Linked DNA regions of Homo sapiens: all the other regions are linked to region 5. A link is a contact called in ENCODE Hi-C or POLR2A ChIA-PET data. All regions are on one chromosome and are shown on one strand. Each heading gives the region's core, a stretch centred on a gene start or an enhancer-like site at or near the end of the contact. The rest is flanking DNA. Distances are from core to core; before and after follow the strand shown.

Region 1 (4,773 bases), core at 350-2,849, 640 kb before region 5:
GGGTAGTTGTGTGTGTGCATGTGTATTTGCAAGGTGGAGTTGGTTTGGGTGTGCTGAGCTGTTGACTGTCTCATCCACTGCCCTTGCTAGGGCTGTCAGAGGCCAAGCTAAGCAACCTACCTTTGCCCACAGCAGCCTTTCTCAATTGATGGAAGTTCTTCCCCCAGGGAGTCCCAGTCCACCTGTTGCCACCCTCCTGATGCTGGGTGCCCAGTCAGAGAGGGTTAGGGAGATGTGCTGATGGCATGCACGACCTCCCCTAGATACTCCAAGACCCCGGCTTGTGAGGGGAGTGTGTGTGGAGAGGGTACTAGTCCTGCCTTCACCTCACCTCTGGGGAAACAGCTAGGACAGTCCCCTTCGCACAGCCCAATCCAGCCCCAGGGAAGGTGTTCAAGTGAGGCTCCCCCGTTTAGAGGGTTTCTTTCCAATCCCATCTCCCCCATCCCCTTTGCTCAGTCACTCAGTCACTCCAAGCAGTGTGATCTCCGGCAGGTGGCTTTACACCTCTGTGCCTCAGGTCCTTCATCTGTAAAATGGGATGTAAATGGTGCTTACTTCAGAGGGTTGTGAGAATTAACTGACATGATGCATACAGAGTGCTTAGCCCTGTGCCTGGCACAGGGAAGGTCTTTGCCTATGTTAGCTGATCCGCTCGTTCTGATCTCTCTGGGTTTCAATCCCAAGACACTGCCCATCCTTCAAACCTCACCTGTCCCCACGTGCTCCTTGGACCACCTTTGGGTGGTCAGGACTTTCCCCCTGGAATCAGACTGGCTGGGAGGGGAGAATCTTGGAAAGAGATTATTGACACTTGCACTGCAATTTCCACACAAGTTTTAAAATTTAATTCTATACCCCCTTATGAAATAGTTATCCTTTTCCTCCATTTTACAGATGATGATGAAGGGAGCAATAGAATTGTTAAGTAACTTGTTCAAGGTCACACAGTAAATAAGGGGCAGAGTCCAAGTTTACACTGAGCCAAAAATGGCTGTCCCACTGTCAGGTAGGAGGCTAGTTTACAACAACGCAGGATCAGAGTGCTGGAGGGGTTTCCAGGGGTCTGGTTAACAGTTCTGCCGGAGATCATACAGACAAGCAGAGCCAGCCAGGATGATCCTAATCTATACCCAGCTTCATATCGCTGTAAGCCCCCGCGTAACCAGGACTTGGGTGTTCTCATTTTGGGAGCCTTTTTTTTGGAAAGACCCCCACATGTGGAAGGCAGAGCGCATACTACAGACAGGGGAGCCAAAAGTGAGAGTCCTATGTTTAATCAGAGGAGAAAGCTGACATGGCCAAGCCAAATGAAGGCGCAAAGCCAGATTTCCTTAATTTGGGGGAGCGAAAATTGGGCCGCCTCCACGTCCAGCCATTCTCCAGCGGCCGGGTTTTTCAAAACGCTGCGCCCAGCGTCTCGCGAGGACCCTCCCCCCGGGTCCCCCAGCTCTGCCGCGGCCGCGCCCAGATGGCCGTCGGATCCCCCCTCAAGGTCCCCCTGTCGGCTCCGCCCTCGGTCGCCCAGGCCCCGCCCCGGCCGCGCGCGGTCCCCTCGGTTGGCGAACTCACTCCGGCGAGCGAGCGGCGGCGCTCGGCATTGTGGCAGGCGGCTGGGGCCGGCTAGGGCGCCGGAGCCGCACGCAGCCGCGGGGCTCCGAGAGGCGCGCACTGGGGCTGGGACTGCGCGGCGCCGCCGCTGCGAGCGCCACTGAGCGGTCGCGCAACTTCGGAGGCACAGCGCCGGAGCCAGGCGAGCGCTCAGAGACCCGGAGCCAGAGGGGCGCGCCGGAGCCTCGTTCGAGAGCCGGCGCCAGGCACCCACCGCGCTCCGAGTGCCAGGCGGCCCTCCGCGCAGCGTGGCTTCCGCTGCCCCCACGGAAGGCACGGGCTGGCGCTGCCGGGCGCCGGGGAGGACGGCGAGGAGGAGGCGGCGGCGGCGGAGACGGCGGCGGCGAGACTGGGGCCAGGGAGACAGCCCTGGGGGAGAGGCGCCCGAACCAGGCCGCGGGAGCATGGGGGCCCGGAGCGGAGCTCGGGGCGCGCTGCTGCTGGCACTGCTGCTCTGCTGGGACCCGAGGCTGAGCCAAGCAGGTAGGAAGCGATCGGGTCTGGGGGCGCGGGGCTAGGGGACCCTTGCGCCTCACTCTGTCCTGAAGTTGAGGTGGTCTTTCGTCGCATCGATGCGCGCAGGAAAAGCGGCAAGGGCGCCCAAGTTAGAATGTAGATTTTACTGCCTCCCAAAGTGGGCAATGGCGCATCCACATCGCGGGAGCGGGGAGCAGGGAAGGGGCTTCACAGTAAGCTGAAAGGTCCCTGCTCGCTCCTGAAAGGGATCCCTTCTTCTCCCTGGAAGGGGTGTAGGAGTCAGGGTCTGAGTCTCCGGGAGGATCCGCCTCCTGGGGACGCCCGGCTCTCCGCGCGCCTGGCATCCGCCCCGAAAAAGAACATTGGCTACATAAGCAAGGTGTGCGCTCGCTGCCGTACGCCGGTAACTTACTAGTCTGGTCCCGGCTCGCCTAGGCTCTTACGCGCTATAGGGACAGCAATCTGCAGACTAGAGGGAGAGAGCGAAAAGACCTGCTGAACACAGGAAGCGCTTCGGTAGCCTCGGCAGGCCGGCTTGCAGGGCTCCTGAAGCGGGGAGGGCTAAGTCTTGCACACATAGCTTTCCCCGAGATCGCTGGGCCCGCAGGTCTGGAAGAATTATTATTATTATTATTATTATTATTATTATTAATTTTCTGAGTGTTGGAGAGTGTGTGTGTGTGTGTGTGTGTGTGTGTGTGTGTTGGATGCGGGTAGGGGTTCTTAGCGATCCTGCGGAGTTTCCTTTTAAATTGGTCACTGACATTCTCGCTGTCCGGGGAACAGACTAGGTGCGCTCTCCTTGGTACAGCGCCCGCTCTGGACCCACCAAGATGACTTCAGCGAACTGGTGGGCTCCGAAATAAAGTCCCTAACCCTCCTCTCTCGCCGTGGATGAATACGTTTCTCGCTCGTCCTGTAGCTGGACCCGGCGTCGCTGGCTGGGCTGCGTCTTCTCGGGGAGGCTGTGGACTGAATGGAGCCAGCCTCTCTCTGGTACCCGAACCCAAGCAAGTGGGCTGGCCACGGCTGCCGGGCGGCTCGGCTCCGGAGCCAGGTGGGGACGGGGCCTCCTGCACGGAGTCCTCTCTGAGTTGAGGCTGAGAATGGAGCAGGAAAACTGGAGCAGAAAGTGGACGAGATGACGCAGCCCTCCCCACCTCCTACCTCCTGCTGCGAAGTTGACATCCGCCCTTCCCCCCTCCATAGCCAAAGATTCCTCATTCTGGAATTAGTGATTCCCACGGCCAGGAGTGAGGGCTTGGCTTTAGCACATTCCCCACTTTTTTTTTTTTTTCTGGTGCAAGTCCTGTGCAGTAGAGTTACAACACTCAACCATTTGATCCAAGTTAATTATGATTTGGGCAGACTCTGGTATTTAAAGCAGTGTTTTGAAGTTGGAAGGTAATGATGGGGATGGGGAAGGCAGGCTGCTGAATGTCCAACCTTGTTTTAAAGGGTGCAGTTAGACGTGGGAGGTGCTTGGTTGGGGTGCTGGTTTCTGGTTGGAGGGGGTTTGAGGAGATGATTGAAGGGTAGGGTGAAGTCTCTGTAAATGGCACATGGGCAGGGTTGTGTCTTGGGAAGCTGCTTTTGTACCAGCAGGACAGTGGGATCAGGAATAAATACTTAGGTTACCAGGAATGAGGGGCTGCTGTAGGAGAAAGACAAGACTGGTTGGCCTATAGTTCTCTGGGTGGGTGGGCTTGGCCAAGAAGGCTGGGGGTGGCCTGCATTTCCTGCTTAACAAAGCATCCAGCCCCCACCTTCCCCAGAAGAAACCCCAGGCCCAGGGCTTTGATGGATTTGGGCACGAATGGTGCCCAGTCAGAAATGGCCTCTAATACCCGGCTTTGATTTCTCACCAGCGAGCAGAAGCGGTGTTGGAATTGTGCTCATTACTTAGTGCGGCAGTAGCTGCCTGCCCACCAGCCTGGAGAGGGGCCAACTGGTGGGGTCGGCCTGCAGCCTTCTCATTGCCCAGAATGTGTGGCCCTTAGAAACCTGCCTTCAGGAGGGAGAACATGTCCCTTCCTCCCACACAATCTTGTTTTTCTCTAATGCCACAGGCACAGAGCATCATTCTTTCAGAATGTTCTTTGGGTTTTTCCATTGGATCCTTCACAAGCTCCATTTCACTGATGGGGAAAATCAAGGCCAGAGTGTTGGCTTTCTCCAAATCTTGCCTTCACTTGGCCACAGATTGAAGACATGTGAAGGGCTCCTGTCCAATAGCCAGACTGATTCAAGCCCAGCAGACCCTCCCTCCTATTCTTATCCACCCACCCCTCTGCCATGAGACTCATAACAGACTGAGGCAGGCGAGGCTCTCTCTGCAAAGAGGGATCTTTACTGGGGGTGTCCAAGCTCCCCTCAAGTGGCAGGCACCTCTCTCTCCTTTTCCCCACCCCACCCCATCCCTGGTGAATATGGGAATGAGCTCCCTTTACAGCACTGAGAATATTTTTAAGCTGTAAAGTCTGATGCTGGAGAAATCAAAACTGGAACCATAAAACCCCAGACCCTTAGAAGGTAATGTCAGCAAGTGACTAGCCAGAAAAGGCCACTTCAAAAGCTCTGGTTGGCCCTGGAAATCTCCTCCCACCCCACCTTTCAGCCCTTCCTGGAGCTTTTAATGAGCCTTTCCATGGCCTCTGGCTGGGATGGTTGAGAAGGAGTCGAGGT
Region 2 (4,939 bases), core at 944-3,443, 960 kb before region 5:
CCTTTTCCTATTATGTACTTCATCATATGCACCCCACGTCCCTACCGTAACTTTCACGTGTATTGAAGAGGAAACAGGCCTAGAGAGGGGAAACGACTTGTCTGCTGTTCTTTCCCGCCCACCCCTAGCCAGTGATGGCGCAGTGTTGTCTGTGTGTCAGCATTGCTGGGGCTGGACGAAGGAGCTACATTTAAAATAAGTGTCCATCCCATTCTTAGCCACACTGCAGCTGACCGCCGTTGGCACTACCTCTAGTAGGTCCTCAGTCATGCTCCCAGGCAGCCTCTGGTCCTGAGCCGCCAGGGCTAGGTTTCTCTGGTTTTCCGTCTGCTTTTCTGGCTGGTTGGGAAGCTCAGGCCAAAGTGGAAGGAACTTGGCCAAAGGCAGCTGGCAAACCTAGTGCCCCATCCTATTTACCTAATGTGCGAAGTGCCCTCAAGGCAGCCCAAATTGGCACAATTCAGGCCATGAGTGGAACCTCAGAGAAAGCAAGGAAGCAAGGGTCAGTTTCATCCTAGGAGGATCCAGGTCTAGGAGCTTAACAGATCCCAGAACCTAGGCTTCTAGAGTAGCACCACCCCAGGGCAGAAATAGAGTGCTGAATTGAAAAGATACCCTTAGGGGTGGGGAGGGAATGTGAGGGAGGTTGATTTAGCTTTTATGAGGCAGCCTGCAGACTGGACACCATGTGTTGATTGGCAGGAGTTTTGAGACCCGCTTTCACCATTTACCAGCCAGGTGGCTGTACCTCTCTTGGCAGAACCTCCACCTCCACAGATCATCATGAGGTGCCAATGGGACACTTTAGGAAACTCCACTGCTATAAAGCAAATGTCATCTGCATTACAAAAAAAAAACTTCCTAAGGCAAGCAGGCTTGTGATGGGCCTGGTAGCATTTGGGGTAGCTGAAGCATCGCAGTGCTTTCCTAAGTCCGTCTTTTTTCCCTGCTGTTTTCCCTCCTGAAAACGTGAGCTCTCTCTGGACTGATGTAGCTTGGCCCCTCTCTTCCCCTCGGCTCTGGATGACTATAGGGATTGAATGGCAGCAGCGATTTGCATCATCTGCCCAGTAGGTAGGTCTCTACTCCAGAGCTGGCCTTCTCCCCGTGGCTGACCGCCTGGTCCGTGTATCTAGACAACCAGAAGTCAGCCAAAGCATCAGAGCCCACTGTTTACTTCCTTGGCTCTTAAAGGGGTGGGTGAGTCCAGGTGAGCTCTTAGGAGGCTTCCCTTTCTCGGTAGAGCCTTCTGGAACCCCCCAGGTCGCACAGCCTGCGGCTGAACTGACAAACCTTCCAGGTGCCGGCTCTGGAGACAGAGAGGGGGACGCTGCCCCGTTTGCCTCCTCTGGCGAGGTGTGGGGAGTGGTTACCGATTTCCCAAGCCTGCATCTCTGGGACCTCAGCGCCCCTCACAAACAGCCCCACTCATCCTCCCTCCCCCAAGTCCCTCTCCTATCAAAAGGCCCTCCCAGTCTTGCCTGCTCCGAAGGCCTGTGGACCAGAAATGGTCTGATGAAGCTCGCGAGCTTACAGCAGAGCAAGGGCCCCGCCCCCGCCCCCGCCCCGGGGGTGGGTGGGGGAAGCTCACGGGAGGAGGGCTGCTCCAGCGCCACCAAGCCCCCGTGGCCTGGCACGGGCCTCAAGCCGGCGCGGGGAGTGGCTCTGGGGCCAGCATACCGGCGCAGAGCGTGAGTCCCAGGCAGACCCCGTACCCAGAGTGCCAGCGGGAAGGGGCAGCGGACAGGCACGCACACGAGCGCGCAAACTCAGCCTCCCTCTCGCTCCCACCCCAGTATAAAGCAGAATCGGGCCACCAAGGGGACGAGATCCGTGGACTCCTCCACGACTGTCTTCCCCGGCCCAGGAAGGTCGTAGGCCCCGCCCCCGGAAGGGTCCCGGAACAAGCACTGGCCGGGGTCAGGGCAGGCCTGGCCTCCCAACTGGGTGGGATTCGAACCCGCCACCGCCCCTCTCAGGGCTTCAGCTTCCCCTCCCCGCCGCCAGCGACAGAGAGCCGGGCAGAGACCCCACTTTCGGACCCCGGCGGCTCCGCAGGGGACTCGAAAAGACTTTCCCCCGCCCCTTCCCGCTCCCACCTCGCCCGCGGCTGCCCCGGCCCCGCTGCCCCGATCGCGGCCGCGCACCCCTGGACTCACCATGGCGCGGGCGGCAGCAGGTGGCCAGCGGAGAGGGCAGGCGGCGGCCGGGCGCGCAGGCTGCCGTCCCGGGGCGGGGCCGCGCTCGGGCCGCCCTCCGGTAATGATTAACGTCCCCAGCCAGGGACGCGCTCGGCCTGCTTGCTTCCAGCACTTTCCTCGCTGCTCAGAGCCATCCTCCGTGCTTGTTTCAGGGAGCTAGGGTGAAGCATGAGGGCTCCAAATGCCCGCTTCTGGGTTGGAATCCCACCCCGCCGCTTACAGCTGGGTGGCCCTGGGCGCCAGAATACCTATTTTTTTCTTTATAAAAATCTCTTATTTGGATATAATTGACATGCAATAAATTGCACATATTCAACGTGTACAATTTGATAAATTTTAATGTTTCCCTCGTGAGACCATCACCGAGATCAACATTATGAACATATCATCATCCCTGCAAGTTTTCCCTTGCCCTTTGGTAACCCCTTCCTCCCGAAACCACCTGGCCAGGCAAGCACTGATGTACTTTAGGTCACTATAAATTAGTTTGCATTTTCTAGAATTTTATGTAAATGGACCATAGAGTATATACTAGGCAGGATAACTGTTTTGGGGTTCAGCCATGTTGTTGCCTATATCAATGGTTTCTTCCTTTTATGGCTAAGTAAAATTTATTTTATAGTATTGCATTGTACAGATAGACTACAATTTGTTTAGCGATTCACTATTGGACATTTGCGTTGTTTACCTTTTGGCTATTACAAATAAAGCTGCTGCGAATATGGTGCACAAATCTTCGAAAGTACGTATGTTTTAATTTTCCTTGAGTAAACACTTAGGAATGGAATGCCTGGGTCATGTGGTAGGTGGACTTTTATAACTTATTAGGAAACTGCCATACTGTTTTGCAAAATGGTTGTATCATTTTATATTCCTAGCAGCAGTGTATGAAGGTTGCAGTTCTCTGTCCTCACCAACACTTGATATAGTCAGCCTTTTAAATTTTAATTGGTGTGTAGCAGTATCTCATTGTGGTTTTGAGTTTCCTTGATTAGTAATTGTATTGAATGTCTTTTCATGTACTTATTTGCTAAGGATAAGTTTTTTTTATTGAATAGCATGTTTGAATTTCCTGCCCATTAAAAAAGAAATTGGGTTGTCTTCTTATCGAGTTTTGAGGGTGTTTTATTCTGGATATAAGGACATGATCAGGCAGTGATTTGCAAATATTTTCTTTGCATTATCTTATGGTGCCTTTCAAAGAGCAAACGTTCTTAATTTTGATGAAATCCAATATATCAAATGTTTCTTTTATGGATTTCTATTTTGATGTTGTACACATAGAAATCTTGGCCTAACCCAAGATCAAAAGTTTTCTCCTATGTTTTATAGCTTTTGGTTTTACATTTAGTCTGTGATCCACTTTGAGTAAATATTTTTATATGCTTCAAGTTATAGATCCAGATGCACTTTTGCACATGGCGACTCAGTTATTCCTTTCTCCACTGAGTTGTCTTTGCACCTTTGTAAAATATCAATTGACTGTATACATGTGGGTTTATTTCTGAGCCCTTTCTTCTGTTCCATTGATCTGTTTGTCTGTCATGACAGAACACTACCTTGTCTTGATTATTATAGCTTTATAATAAGTCTTAGAGTCAGATTAGAAAAGTCCTCTCACATTTCACATTTTTCTATTAACTTTTATTCTTGTGCTCCACTTTTATTCCCCGCCCCCCACCACCGCCCATAGCAGCCTCTCTAATGTGTTAATGTGTATTTTTGTTTGCACAGGTTCTTGCAAAATGTGTGGTGTTGTTTCGTCTATGTGTATTTTTAAATTTATGTAAATGGTATTATGTAAATATATTACATTTCTCAGTCTGTTTCTTACAAAACAGAGTATTTAGTGGAAAATTAAGATCTACCCATGTTGCTATATGTATATTCAATCTGTAGCTTTTAACTGCAGCCTAGTATTTTGTAATGAGAATCTGCCATGGGTTTCTTGTTCTATCAGTGATGGACACTCAGGTTCCCTTCAACTTTCTGCTGCTACCACCACCTCCCAAGCCCGTGAGCATGTGGGCACACAAACACATACGTACACAGAGTTAAACAACAATGCTGCTGCAGTGAACATCTCTAATTGCTCCCTGGGCTGTGGGCAGTTTCTTAGGCAACTTAAGTATATCCATACCCTATAAATCCAGCAATTCCCCCCATGGGTGTGTATCTCAAAATAGTTCTAGATGATGTCCAGGATGGGGACACCAGTCCTCATTCTCTCCTGCATGGTGTGAGGGGGTACTATTTCCATATGCATCTTACACATACATACTCACACTTCCCATTAGCCAGCTTTTTATTTTTTTGTCAGGCTAATAGCTATAAAATGAGAGCTTGTTGTGATGCAGGATTTTTCTTGACCCCTTTGCTGAGGTTGCAGCAGGGAGTGCCTTATCTACTCAGCTTGCCAGGCCCCATCTGGCTTGTGTTACAGCCCATGGCTCACAAGGCCACTGCGACTGTATGCTCAGCCCCTGGCGGGAGGGAGCATGTGACCGAGTGAATGCAGGGTCCAGCCAGCTGCACTGAGCCATGACACAGGAACAGGCTCTGTGTGGGGCCCACAGCCAGATCAGGTGTGTCACCCCAAGGAGACTGTGGCAGCACCCAGGCAGGGGTGCCTGAAGCCCCAGAGAGGGGTGTTACAGTGTGCTAAATAGCTCTTTTATCTCCACCATCTGCAGCCTGATGGACAGCGGCATGTTGGCAGCTCAGGCGGCCCCTTTCTC
Region 3 (4,441 bases), core at 445-2,944, 770 kb after region 5:
ATTGCCCAGGCTGGTCTCAAACTCCTAGATTCAAGGGATCCACCCGGCCTCCCAAATTGCTGGGATTATGGGCCTGAGACACCACACCCAGCCTGTTTTATTCTTAAACACAGGAAAGTTAGTCTCAAGATGCACTTCTTAGGAATGTAAACAATCTACTGAATATAGTAAATATAAAGGAAGACAGCAATAAACACTTTTGTTCTCTTGCATTTATTAGCTTCTATTAGTTTCTATCATTCTTTCCCTTTCTCCTCAGGCACACAAGCCACTCCAGAATATTCACTTTTTGTTAATATTATGTTTTATGGCTCTCAGTAAGGACACTCAGAAGATGTCAGAGACACTTGCTTGATATATTAGGTAGCCAGAGTGATGTTCTTAAGTGGAAGAGACAATCAGGGACAAACCAAGGATTGGGACAAAGAGTAGCTGGAGGCAAAAGCCACCTTCCTACAGACAAGTGGCAATGGGTTCTAAAGTTTTTAGGATAAGGCAATATTCAAAAAGCTCATTACCTGGTCCACACCAGAAACACAGTAGGTGGGTCATTCTGGCCAACACCTTTGTCTCAAGATACTGACGTTTATTATTTGTCATATGGTCCAATGAAACCTAAACTCTCCTACAGCTATCCACACCGAACTTGTTTCACCTCATGAAATGCAAACTCCTTTCTTATACTGCTCGATCACTTCCCTACGTGCCCCAAAGGGATGTTCTAATATAAACAAAGGCATATCAAAGAAGCCACCCAAACAAGTGAGATAGAAACATTTATTGATAAATAGGAAGAAAATGGGCGTTTCTAAGGTACCACAGGAAAAATAAAATATTTTACTCTAGTCCCTTAGCTATAAGATATTTATTCTACTTATATTTACTAATGGCCACCGTATTTTTTAAGACATGGAAAATTGGAAGGTAAAGAAACCATCAACCATAAGATTACAGAGAAGGCAACTTGAAGAACAGTTTGTTTTAAACTGTTCTCCCAACATTCACATAGAGTCAATAACATCTAGCTCTTTCTCAAAACAGCCTATGGCCGGCCAGAATGCGACGGTGAAAACAAAACAGGGAGAACGTAATGAAAACGGGAAGGCGCTGGAAAAGATAAAAACTGAACAGTCCGAGTAGCCTGCACTTTGTATTTCTCCTTTGAGTCCTCACTGATTTTCCACTTATTTCGATTCAGTGGTTAATATTTCTCCGTATTAGAAATCCATCTGTGAACTCCCGCACCCACTTCTAACCACATCCACAAATTCCAGGAGAGCCAGTCAAGGCTACCAGAGTGTCCCAGTCGCCTGTGAGGAGGGGGGCGTCGGCGCCAAGTTGCGAACCCGGCACTGGGAGAAGTTCTCCCGGGACGGGAGAAGGGACGGGTTGGGGTGAAGGAAAGTGGAGGACGGGAGGCAAGCAAGACTACGGACTCCTCTCCAAAAGCTGAGCGCATCAGGGAGAGACAGGTATCCCGCCAGACCCGAGAAGTAGCCGGATGCCCGGGGCGGACAAACGGCCAGCCACGAAGCCCAGTTCCCTAAGGCTGTCTCGCCAACCCCCTTCCCCTTCGCCTTCCCTAAATTGCTGTCTCCTTATACCCTCCAGAGTCCAAGACTCACGCGTCCAAACACGAGCTCCAGCAGCCTCTCGGTCAAAGCCGCCCACCTCTGACAGCCATAGAGATGAAACAGCGGAGACAAACCTCCACCCCCTCCGCCCACTCTCACGTGACTCTCCTAGCCGCTGGGCCTGTCGGGATCGTGGAGACAGGCGTGTGGGAGGGGCACAGAGGAAAAGGAACGGGGAGGGGCGGGGAAATCAACGCGCCACGCCCCAGCCTCGGGCCCCGCCCTAGCCCCGTCACTCCCCCTTACTCCCCTCAGCGTTTAGGCGGGAAAGCTGGAGAGCTCCCAGAAGCTCTCGGGCATTTCTTCTGGTTTTTTTCCCCTCCACAAGGGTCATAGGAATCTGTTGAGAAATTTACTGTGGCTTGTAACACCTCCTCGGTACCCGTTTTCGTGTTGGCTATGTTGGCTAAGCAAAAAGGAGTTCGTGAAAAGAAAACTGGACCACAGTGAGTTGGAAATTGTTTCTTTCCAACTCCGTTTAGGTTTTCTCAGAGATTAAATGTTCCTGTTTCATAACCTTGAGACTTTTTTGGATTTAGAAACCCTCACCACTTCCTCTGGTGGATGATTTTGTCAGGTGTTTTATTTGCAGACTAATATTATTGCAGAGTTTATAATCTCTAGAAGCCACTTAAAAACATGTTTTCCCTTGAAGAATGTGTTTTTTGTTTGTTTGTTTGTTTGTTTGTTTTGAGATAGAGTTTCACTCTTGATGCCCAGGCTGGAGTGCAGTGGAGCGATCTCGGCTCTCTGCAATCTCTGCCTCCTGGGTTCAAGCGATTCTCCTGCCTCAGCCTCCCAAGTAGCTGGGATTACAGGCATGCGCCACCACGCCCTACTAATTTGTATTTTTGGTAGAGACGGGGTTTTTCCATGTTGGTCAGGCTGGTCTGGAACGCCCGACCTCAGGTGATCCGCCCACCTCGGCCTCCCAAAGTGCGAGGATTACAGGCGTGAGCCACTGCGCCCGGCTGAAGAAGGTGTTTTTATCAGAAAAATGGGATGGCAAAGGATCCTCACCCCTGCTGTGGAAATAGGATGGAAATATGACTATAATACCAGAGAATTTTTTTGGGGGGGGGGCAGCGGGGTGTTGGTTGGTTGTTTGTTCGTTTGTTTTGAGACGGAGTCTCGCACTGTCGCCCAGGTTGGAGTGCAGTGATGCTCACTGCAACATCCTCCTCCCAGGTTCAAGTGATTCTTCTGCCTCAGCCTCCCGAGTAGCTGAGATTACAGGCACGCCCCACCACGCCCGGCTAATTTTTGTATTTTTAGTACAGACGGGGTTTCGCCATGTTGGGCAGGCTAGTCTCAAACTCCTGACCTCGGGCGATCCTCCCGTCTCGGCTTCCCAAAGTGCTGGGATTAACAAGTGCGAGCCACCTCGCTGGTCCCAGAGAACTTTCAAATAATTTTTTTTTCCCAAGAATTTACGTAGCAGAGCTGTGGAAAAGGCAACAACCATGGAAACAAAGCCAACAAAACCATCCCTGGGGTAAATTGTGAAGTAAGCAGAATCAACTCTGTTTTCTCCATTTCTTCTCAGACCCAACTAACCTAAGTACAATAGATGATTGTGTTCATGGCTCTGTGCTAGCGCTTTACATACAACCCAGTGCTTGTCTACAACCACTCTAGGATGGATACTGTTTTATTCATTTGCAGATAGGGAAGCAGGCTGACACCCCTAGGTAATGCAGTACATGCAGTAGCGGGACATAGACCTGACCTGAAGGCCTCTGAGGCTTCCACTCTTAAATGATGTAATTCAGGCCGGGCGCGGTGGCTCACGCCTGTAATCCCAGCACTTTGGGAGGCTGAGGCGGGCGGGTCAGGAGATCGAGACCATCCTGGCTAACACGGTGAAACCCTGTCTCTACTAAAAATACAAAAAATTAGCCAGGCGTGGTGGCGGGCGCCTGTAGTCCCAGCTACTCGGGAGGCTGAGACAGGAGAATGGCAGGAACCCGGGAGGCAGAGCTTGCAGTAAGCCAAGATCGTGCCACTGCACTCCAGCCTGGGCGACAAAGCGAGACTCCGTCTCAAAAAAAGAAAGAAAGATTTGCTGAAATTCAATTCTAATTTTAGGCAACATTTGTCTATATAAAACTAATCAGTCAAACTAACTGTTAAATAACATTTAAAAACATAAATCATTGTTTCTCAAACGTTTTGGTCTTAGGACCCCTATACACTTAAAAATTATTGAGGACTCAAAATAACTTTTATTTATGTGTGTTATACCTATCGATATTTACCATATTCGGCCAGGCAGAGGCTAATACCTATAATCTCAGCATTTTGAGAGACTGAGATGGGATGATCACGTGAGGCTAGGACTTTGAGGCTACAGTGAGCTATGATCATGCCACTGCACTCCAGCCTGCGCAACAGCGCAAGAACCTGTCTCTATAAACTTTTTTTAATTTAGCATATGAGGACTTAAAATTGAGGCCGGGTACAATGGCACCCAGCACTTTGGGAGGCAGAGGCGGCAGATCACCTGAGGTCATGAGTTCGAGACCATCTTGGCCAACATGGTGAAACCCTATCTCTACTAAAAATACAAAAATTAGCCAGGCATGGTGGCACACGCCTGTAATCCCAGCTACTCAGGAGGCTGAGGTAGGAGAATCGCCTGAATCCGGTAGACAGAGGTTGCAGTGAGCCAGGATCATGCCACTGCACTCCAGCCTAGGCCTCAGTGACAGAGCAAGACTCAGTCTCAAAAAAAAAAAAGAGAAAAGAAAGAAAATTAAAATTGAAATTATTTTAATGTGTACTTAGTCATTTAAAAATAATAGATC
Region 4 (4,816 bases), core at 278-2,777, 840 kb after region 5:
AACAAACAAAAAACTTCCACGTCATTTTTTAGCTATTCTTGGCCAAGAAGGTACCATTTCAGTCAAACTTTAAAGAATATTCTTAGAATAAGTGATAACATTTTCTTCGTATTTATGTGTGTGTTTTGTTTTTGTTTTAAATTTATCATCTAAGGCTACACTACAAAGATGTTTTCCAAAATTTAAAATAATGCTTGTATTTGCTTCCCAAACTATTTTCCTGCTCCAGATTTTAAAAAGAGGTGTGAGAATTTAATCAGCTCATAATAATAAACAGCTAGCAAGGAAATACTCTTCTAAGGAAATTCAGGACCCAAAATCTTTCTTAGGCAGTATTCAAGGAGCCCTCATTGTGAGTTTAAGTGGAAAGAAGTGTTTTTCAAGAGAAAGTGTTTGTTATTCCAAAGCGTATTCTGATAACTATTTCGGCAAAATTATGAAGCATCATTAAAATAGCCTTTTACATGAATTTTTTTTTTTTTTTTTGAGATGGAGTCTTGCTGTGTCGCCCAGGCTGGAGTGCAATGGCCCGATCTCGGTTCACTGCAAGCTCCGTCTCCCGGGTTCACACCATTCTCCTGCCTCAGCCTCCGGAATAGCTGGGACTATAAGCGCCCGCCACCACGCCTGGCTAATTTTTTGTATTTTTAGTACAGATGGGGTTTCACCGTGTTAGCCAGGATGGTCTCGATCTCCTGACCTCGTGATCCGCCCGCCTCTGCCTCCCAAAGTGCTGGGATTACAGGCGTGAGCCACCGCGCCCGGCCTTACATGATTTTTTATTACGTTATTAATGTGTTCTGTTTCTGTAAATGCACACAAAGTCAAATATGATAAAATAGTGCTGTTTCTGGAGAGTGTGAGAATATCCGTATAAAGGTGCTGTAAAAATGAATTGGGTATTTGAGATGTATACACGTCAGTTAATTCACTCTGAAGGCATGTACTCATTCTGGGACTTTGATATTGTAATCGTTCTACCTCTCCTATATTATGCTACGCATCACAGTCATTAGATCACTCCGTGATGTAGAGTTAATTTCAGCATATCTAAATATTATCAGTTATGAATGATAATTCTAGGCGTGTAGTTGAGAGTTACAGCATACACCGTTAATGGTTATTAATTTGGTGCCTATTTTGCCAACTTAGAACACTCACTTAGAACTCAACTTCGAACAAAGCTTTTCACAAATATCTATATCCCCCGTTACTCTTATCATAGCTCTATTGTTGGTGAAGATTAGCCGAACTGAACATGCCATCTCTATTGCTGTTATTTTCACGGGTTTGGGTGTCAATTATGGGTTCCCTAGAATTTGCCCGTAATTGACTATGTCCCACTATAGGTAACTCTGGAAGGGACTGGCAGCTTCCAGTGTGGTTCTCCCGCCTGTCGATTGGACCTTGCAGGAAGCCCCGCCTCATCAACTCAGTCAAGGGCTTTAGTTGGCCCGGCGTCGGTGAGTGGCGGGTCTTAGCTCCGCCCTGGCCGTCCGCTGCGCTGCCTGGGTCGGCGCCGTTTCCAGTTGAGAGATGGCGGCCGCCGCAGGTAGATCGCTCCTGCTGCTCCTCTCCTCTCGGGGCGGCGGCGGCGGGGGCGCCGGCGGCTGCGGGGCGCTGACTGCCGGCTGCTTCCCTGGGCTGGGCGTCAGCCGCCACCGGCAGCAGCAGCACCACCGGACGGTGAGCGAGCGCGCCCGGAGGCTCCGGGGAGGGCGGGGCGGCGCTGGCGTGTGGGAGCCGCCGGCGGGCAGGCCGCCGGGGCAGCAGGCGAGTTACCTCAACTCCCGGCCGCTCCGGAGGTTGCCGGGCACCGAGGAGCCGCCGTGCCCTTCAGGCGCCTGCGGCGGCGACCAGGAAGGGAGGGCGGGCGGGAGGAAGCCGAGAGGAGGAGGAGGGGCGACGGCGGGGATGTTCCCGCAGGACTGGGGACACCAGGGCGGGGAAGGCACGGGACTTGAACCTCTCCCCGACTCGCCCCCAATCGCGTTCCCTCCCTTCTTCGTTCTTAACAGCCCTGCCCCAAGGCTCCCTGAACGGAGCCAGATGGAAGTTGTCCCCTTTCCCTCCTCCTCCGGGCGGGTTGGGGAGTTCTGAGTTGCCGCGGCCGCCTTGTGTGTGCCAGGAGAGTGGCAGTGCCATGCTGCTGGGAGCTGCCCCGGAGAGCAGCCCAGGACCCCGGCGGGGCCGCCCCTCGTCCTCTCTCGTCCCCGAGGGGTCGGGCAGGAAGGAAAATCAAACTTTATTCCCCTCTGTGACTTCCTCTGTGTGTGTGCATGGGGAACCGGCTCCCTCGAGATGGATGCTGCATTGCTTCAGGAGGCAAGCTTCATCCTCTTGGGTCCTTAAAGGTGCTTTTGGGGGTCCTTTCGAGGGCTACTGTATAAGCGTGTTCACGCGTGCCTGAAGCGGGAAGGGTGGTCAGCAGGCACAGGAGAAGCGAATATGGTAAGTTGTTGACAGAGGCAGAGATTTGGTGGTTGTATTAACCAGTTGTTGCTGGGTTTCATTGGCTGGCAGAAAAAGAGGATTTCTGTTTGAACACTCTTGGGTGAGTGTGTGTGTGTGTGTGTGTGTGTGTGAGAGAGAGAGAGACAGAGTGTGAGAGAGATTTCTTTTTTCAATTGCAAGAGATGAATTTGGCATGGAGTTCTTAACCTAACAAGTCAGGAGGTTTCCTTCCCTTGGACTTTCTAGACCTATATGTGTTGGTCTCTGGCCAGCTCTGAGGGAAAGAATGTAGGTTTTATTTGCTGGGGCTGAGTTGTATAGTGTGATTATTGGAGGATCACTGCAAACAGCTTGATAGGAGAAACTACAATAGTACCTTCAACCCTCAATAAACACATCGCCTGCCTTGTTCTGATCATAACTCTTAAGAGGAAACTGAACTGGAGCTCTTCGGAGAGGATACTCCTAAGGCCAATGACAGCATCAAAATCGAGTGCCTGAAAGATCTATGAAAAGACCTAATGCTCTGCAAAAGCAAGGTTGTATTGTTATTATTAGTCATAGGTATGGACCCTATCCTCATTCTTGTGAGAAGATTGTACCTCTTTTTATTTGGCATACTGGCATATTGCTTTGCTGAAGCTTTTGGGTGACAGCCAAGAGCTTTTCCACAGTTCAATTTAATTTGCATGTTTCATAGCCTCTAGTTATGTGTTTTGTTCTCTTAAAAACATAAGGCCACCCCAAATTTTGATTGCATTCCCCTTTCCGTCGAACTACTTAAAGGCTTCCCAAGTTGTCCTTAAGTCCATATTTTGATAAGACATCTTCTGACTTTGCACAGTTTTTAAGACTGTTTGGGTGTGATATTCATTTAGCATTTTAAAAAATTTGTGCCTTGTATATTTTCCACTATGCAAATTTGTCAGGCTGTGAGTGTCTCCCTTGTGGGGATACTTCACGAAGGTGTTCTCTGTGCTATTCTAGGGTGGGTAAAAATGAAGTGCTGAATTTGTAACTGAAAGCACAATTAAAACGAAGTGTTATTTCTAAAGGGCAGGAATGTTATGGGAATGGTGACTTGTACATGAATTTAGAATTGTAAGATTTTGAAAAAAATTGAACCTGATTATTTAAAGTGTATAAACATTTTATTTTTCTACAATTCTTCTGAAGCCATCATGTATACAGCTGTTTCCATAGGATAGTCTGTGATTCTTTACAAGAAATTCCATTTAAAAGATATTGAGGCCCTAAAAAGAGAGAGACTTGGCCAAGGTTACGTTAGCTAATACGTAAGTTTTAGGACTCCCACTCATCTGAGATATTCTCACCTCTTATTGTGTTCTTTTCATTGTAAAGTGCAAATGCTCCTTTACATCTCTCTCCTCCCTTATAAAATTTACTATTGTCCATTATGAAAGTATTGCTATTTCAAAACCCCATGAATGGGAATTCTCCTGTAAGTAGGTGTTGATTTGAGTACATATATTAGGTGAATATGGGAGCAAACAACTTACCAGAAAGAATAGATGTTCTGGTAAAGGTCCCTGAGAGACACTAAGGTTGAATCTTGCTTGGGAGACATCCTGTGTATGTGCAGCAGATGGCAGTCTGCATTGGAATGGATCACAAGTCCAGTTTGTGCCACTTTTGTTCCGCTGTATGGTATGGTAAATTACAACCAGGGGGGCATAACCAGTTACAGCACTGCCTAATTTTTTAAGTGAGAAATTCATCTTTTCCAAGTTTCGAGAATGAGTCCAAAGCAATACAGTAGCTCAGCTAGTTGGTAAGTGCAATTATGAAGTTATAAACTTAGTTTGTCTCTTCCCCCTTCTCCATTAGTATGTCATTCAACTGAGTAAATAAGAGTAAAGGTACAGGGGCTTATTCAATATTTTTAGCACCATCTAGTGTAATTTTTTTCCTTCTCTCCGGCTTGTGACTGTAACCAAAACTGATGTAAAATGTTTGTTGCCTGCTTTTCTGTATGGTTAGTGAAGGTGGCTGCTATTTTTAAGTATGATTCTTCGAAGAGGAACTGCCTTTCATTGTGAGCTGTGTAATTCCATTGCTAAAACAAACTATTTCGTCTCTGATTATGACAGCCCCACTGTTGGCATTTTCTAGCAGTTAACGGCTATGCTGAATTACTACATCTTTTACTTAAGTCTGTCATTGTCCTGTTACAGTTTGTGGCTGACTTGCTCTACTTTACACATCACAGTTCTTTTGGCAATGACATTGTTTCAGCTTAACCTGAAAGTTTTAACAGGTTACACTGCCTGACACAGAGGCAGGTCCTAACTCTTTAATTGAGTTCCTCATAGTCTGGCCCAATCTTATTATGCCAGATTCA
Region 5 (4,496 bases), core at 1,681-4,180:
TTTTTAAAAGTTAAGAGGTCCATGTGGACAGAGGGATATGGAAAAAGCGAGCACTGTGGAGTCTTGGGTTCTGGTCCTGGCATCCCCAGTAAATGGTCTATGATTTGGGAGAGTCACCTCTGGGCACCTCCAGGTCTTCATTCCTTACAAAGGGGTCAGATTACATGCTCTCCAATTCTCTCATGGTGCCATGGCTTTGCTTTCGCTTTTAGGTGGGGAAAAAGGAGGGGCAGCTGGATGGGCAGAAAAGTAACTCAAAAGCAAGTGTCTCTACCACCAGGACATCACTGAAACACAAAATACAAAGCCCATCCCGATTCAGGGTGGCATTCTGTACTACGACAGTGTCACGAAGAAAGTTCTAAGTGCCTCTCGGGCAGCAGACAATGGCTGCAGTCACCAGGCACTTTCACTAACAAAACTCATTATCATGTCTAGAAATTTTAGGAGTAACATTTTCACAATATCACAAAGGGGCCAGAGCTGTGAAGGCCAGGGAGCATTCAAACACTGTTATCAGCACTGACTTTGGCCTAATCCTAAAGGTAGGACAGCAAAGTTAAACCAAGGCCATTACAATACCTCCCATTTACCCGAGTGTTCACGGAAGAGGGTCCCTTGGTTAACTAAATATTGTGGTTAACCATAAGCCCATATATACCAGAGGTGGATTTTATATTTCCCGAGACACGATTGAGTCCCTTTTGGGTGATGTGAATGAATCAGAACTCTTAAGGGTCTTGTGAGGAGTGACTCAACGTCAACAAGAACAATGGATAATGTAAAAAGAAAGAAAAAAAATTGCCCTGAATCAGTATAAAAAATTTAGAGACCAGCATTAGTTTATTATACAGACCATGGAATAACTGCAGTATAAGCTTGAGTATAAAATCAAAATGATTTTTTTATAAGCAGATCATCTTTCATTGTGTACAAGTAAAACAAATTTAAGAGCTTCGTATAGGGTCAAGATACATTCTTGAGAGCTGCTGAAAGCTAACTCATTTCTTCGGTTTTGCATCAACCCTGTCATCCACTTTGTTACTTTTTATTAAAATTTGGGTAGCTAGGTTAAAAATGGCAGCCAGCCCTTAAACTACATATAGTTACTAAAAAACAGACATTGTGGTGGGGGCTGGGTGCGGTGTCTCACGCCTGTAATCCCAGAACTTTGGGAGGCTGAGGCGGGAGAATGGCTTGAACCCGGAAGGCGGAGGTTGCAGTTAGCCGAGACTACGCCATTGCACCACTCCGGCCTGGGCAACAACAGCGAAACTCCGTCTCAAAAAACAAACAAACAAACAAAACAAACAAACAAAAAAAAAACGGCCAATAGCGTGCAAGACTTTCTTTTCTCTTTTTCTTTTTTTCACAGGTGGGGTCTTGCTATGTTGCCCAGGCTGGTCTCCAACTCCTAGGCTCAAGCGATCCTCCCACCTCGGTGTCCCAATGTGCTGGGATTACAGGCATAAGCCACCGCACCCAGATGCAAGACATTTCAAAGCAAGTGAAATGAGGACCCCATGGCAAAATAACTGGACCAGAAAACCCTATATCGCCTTCAATACCTATGAGAATTAAGCTCCGATTTTTTTTAGCTTGCCCAAATTCCTATCTAAGGGGTGTAGGAATCATACCCTACAAACCATAAACTCTCATCAGATGGGTTTTATTTGACCCCATATATCGTGACTTACTTTCCAATCTGACTCTGGCATAACATTTTATAAGACAAGGAAAAAAAAATCAAAATATCTAACCCCAAAATATATTTCCTTGCCATACCTTGAAATTGCCCTGCAAAGTCTCTTGTGGGAAAAATCCACATTCTATAGAGAATCCCCTTTCCCCTATGTTTTCCTTCCTTCCTCTCCAGATCCAGGAGATAATCAACTAAGAGCCAGTCACCCTTTCATTTCCATAGAAATATTTTACAACGTGCTCGCTCTCTTAGTCGGCTACCTGAGAGCTTCCTCTGCACAATAAAACTTGGTCTCCACAATCCTTTATCTTAACTTGAATACTTTCTTTCTATTGATTCTAGGTTTTCAGATAAACTCAACCAATTATCAACTAGAAAATGTTTAAATTTACCTATGGCCTGGAAGCCCCCCGCCGCTTTGAGTTGTTTCGCCCTTCTGAACCAAACCAACGTATTTCTTAAATGTATTTGATTGATGTCTCGTGCCTCCCGAAAATATGTAAAACCCAGCTGTATCCCAACCACCTTAGGCACATGTTCTCAGGACCTCCTGAGGGCTGTGTCACGGGCCATGGTCACTCATATTTGCCTCAGAATAAATCTCAAAATATTTTTACAGAGTTTGACTCGTTTTGTCAACACCTAGAATCCAGAGTAAATACATATGCAAACGTCAATATAGATGATACACATGTGCTTCCTGCAGCTTCGCTACCCTTACAAACAGGCAACTGAAGCCAACGGCCAAAGTGTCCTGCGGGACGGGGCTCCAGCCCACCTCGATCACGTGCGCCCAGCACAGGCACAACACAGCTGCCCAAGGGGTCACCCTACAAGACTCACCCACCCCCACAGTGGGAAGCGCAGCCTGAGGGAAGGCCTCGGGGCCCCAGCCGCGCAGGAACCCACTCGAGCCCCGAAGGAGATGCTGCCCAGGGCCTGGGCCGTCCTCCCGGGGGCATTTTCGCAGCCCGCCCCCCGCAGCCCCCAGCCGCCCAGAGAAAGCCAGAGAAAGCCAGCGAACGCGCCTGCGCAGTGCGCGCGCCCCCTTGCCAACTAGGGCAGGGGGAGCAGAGGGGCCAGGCCCGGCACAGCCCATTCTGGGGCAGATGGACGCTGCGAGGCACCTCCTCCCCAGGATGAGGGTCCCAGGGCTTACCCGCGCCCAGGAGGCTGGCCAGGAGGAAGAGGGCGTACATAGCGCCGTCTGACTCCGCAGTCTGCAATGCGGAGCGTCAGCTGATCCCCCGCAGATATAAATCTGCCCTGCCCCAAAGCCGTCCAGAGCGCAGGCGCTAACCCCGCCCCATCCGGGCCTGCCCGAGCTCAACAGCGCCCTGACTCAGCGCCTCTGAGGGCGCCTGCGCGAAGGGGAGGCCAATAGGAGGGGGCAATGGGAGGGGCGAAAGGAAGGGCTATGGGGAGGAGTGAGGAAGAACTTGGAGAAAGGGAAGGGAAAGGTCATAAAAGAAAAGCCCTACTAATTGAATAGGTCAGAGATTATATATGTAAAATACCTTTTAAATCTCCACATTGTTGGCCGGCCGCGGTGGCTGACGCCTGTAATCCCAACACTTGGGAGGCCGAGGCGGGCGGAGGGTTCAAGACTAGCCTGGGCAACGTGGTGAAACCCCATCTCTACAAAAAAAAAAATACAAAAAAATTAGCCCATTGTAGTAGCGGGTTTCACATAGAATAGCTTGGGGTTTCACATAGAATAAGTAGTCGTGTAACAGGGTACAGGGCTCAGTCCTGGCCAGGGGCACGTGGGGGCAGGTGGTGGCACCTGGTCAAAGGCAAGTCTGGGCTGGGCATGCTGGCTCACTCCTGTAATCCTAACACTTTGGGAGGCCGAGGCGGGCGGATCATGAGGTCAGGAGTTCAAGACCAGCCTGGCCAATATGGTGAAACCCTGTCTCTACTAAAAATACAAAAATTAGTCAGGCGTGGTGGCGCTCGCCTGTGGTTCCAGCTATTTCAGGAGGCAGAGGCAGGAAAATTGCTTAAACCCGGGAGGTGGAGGTTGCCGTGAGTCAAGATCGCACTACTGCACTGCAGCCTGGACCACAGAGCGAGAGAGATTCCCATCACCAAAAAAAAAAAAACAAAAAACTTTTAAGCCTCACATTGTGGTACCGTTAAAGATGTAATACCATTCCTCACCCATCATAAGAGATCATAAGAGTCACAACCAACACTCCTGTAACGAGACAGCTTAAGAGAAAAGCATAACAAATTTATGTAATCAACGTTTTATGTGACATGGAAGCCTTCAGAAATTAAGACCCAAAGACCCTCTGCCTGTGGCTGCCCCTGCCAGGACCTGAACAGAGAATGATGATGACCCTCTCCAGAAGGATAAGAACCTGCCAACCGCAAGGCAGGGAAAGGAGGGGAATCTTAGCCCCTTAGGGCAGGCACTTAGAGGTCATTTACCTGTAGGGACATTGAGCCTAGGAGAGGGCAAGACGTTTATCCAAGGTCACACAACAGGTAGAGATAGAACCTGGCCCGAAGCCAGGTTTCCTGACCCAGGAAGGGCAAACCTACAGTTCCTCCAACTTCCTCCAATCTGCAATCCGCTCTGGAGAACAACCCCAGGGACTAAGGCCTCAGAACCTTCAGTTCTGCTCCCCTGCAATCTCCCTAAGTGCCCCCAGCCCCCACCACAGCTCTGACTTCCTCTGGGGAGCCAGATGGGGAAGTGTGCCCCATGCACCACAGTGGGCCATGTGAGGCAGCTGAGTGAGTTGGGACAAGATGTGGTCTCAACTGGACGCCTCACAGGTCGGCC

The links. A loop is a pair of places that touch in the nucleus more often than their neighbours do. ChIA-PET counts read pairs that join two places held with the same protein, here RNA polymerase II (POLR2A). Pooled maps may share reads with other maps.
Region 1: a loop to region 5 is called in a map of ascending aorta, with 2.7 times the contacts of the local background. The contact joins the promoter of UNC5B here to the promoter of PSAP in region 5. A Hi-C loop is called at or near these places in 1 of 168 maps with a recorded cell type or tissue (ascending aorta).
Region 2: a pooled map shows a loop between it and region 5 (5-fold over the local background). The contact joins the promoter of PCBD1 here to the promoter of PSAP in region 5. A Hi-C loop is called at or near these places in 4 of 50 pooled maps. POLR2A ChIA-PET finds 5 or more read pairs at or near these places in 3 of 52 experiments (CD4-positive, alpha-beta T cell, H1 and PC-9).
Region 3: a map of CD4-positive, alpha-beta T cell shows a loop between it and region 5 (4-fold over the local background). The contact joins the promoter of MICU1 here to the promoter of PSAP in region 5. A Hi-C loop is called at or near these places in 3 of 168 maps with a recorded cell type or tissue (CD4-positive, alpha-beta T cell, CD8-positive, alpha-beta T cell and naive thymus-derived CD4-positive, alpha-beta T cell) and 9 of 50 pooled maps.
Region 4: a loop to region 5 is called in a map of B cell, with 9 times the contacts of the local background. The contact joins the promoter of MCU here to the promoter of PSAP in region 5. A Hi-C loop is called at or near these places in 3 of 168 maps with a recorded cell type or tissue (B cell, CD4-positive, alpha-beta T cell and naive thymus-derived CD4-positive, alpha-beta T cell) and 10 of 50 pooled maps. POLR2A ChIA-PET finds 5 or more read pairs at or near these places in 1 of 52 experiments (A673).

The regions. Positions count from the first base shown.
Region 1 is chr10:71,210,971-71,215,743 of GRCh38, forward strand. It overlaps UNC5B (unc-5 netrin receptor B), which reads left to right and starts at 1,600. Exons shown (of 17, transcript NM_170744.5): 1 at 1,600-2,094. The coding sequence starts at 2,016. RefSeq lists enhancers at 1,362-1,656, 4,627-4,773 and a silencer at 1,501-1,760.
Region 2 is chr10:70,886,372-70,891,310 of GRCh38, forward strand. PCBD1 (pterin-4 alpha-carbinolamine dehydratase 1) reads right to left here and starts at 2,194. Exons shown (of 4, transcript NM_000281.4): 1 at 2,160-2,194. The coding sequence starts at 2,162. RefSeq lists silencers at 1,451-1,730, 2,061-2,310.
Region 3 is chr10:72,624,385-72,628,825 of GRCh38, forward strand. It overlaps MICU1 (mitochondrial calcium uptake 1), which reads right to left and starts at 1,695. Exons shown (of 12, transcript NM_001195518.2): 1 at 1,626-1,695. RefSeq lists enhancers at 1,462-1,999, 1,550-1,699.
Region 4 is chr10:72,690,616-72,695,431 of GRCh38, forward strand. MCU (mitochondrial calcium uniporter) reads left to right here and starts at 1,528. Exons shown (of 8, transcript NM_138357.3): 1 at 1,528-1,686. The coding sequence starts at 1,537. RefSeq lists enhancers at 1,146-1,205, 2,876-2,965 and silencers at 1,406-1,865, 1,956-2,005, 2,026-2,115.
Region 5 is chr10:71,848,321-71,852,816 of GRCh38, forward strand. It overlaps PSAP (prosaposin), which reads right to left and starts at 2,931. Exons shown (of 14, transcript NM_002778.4): 1 at 2,862-2,931. The coding sequence starts at 2,901. RefSeq lists enhancers at 1,190-1,689, 2,081-2,611, 2,612-3,142.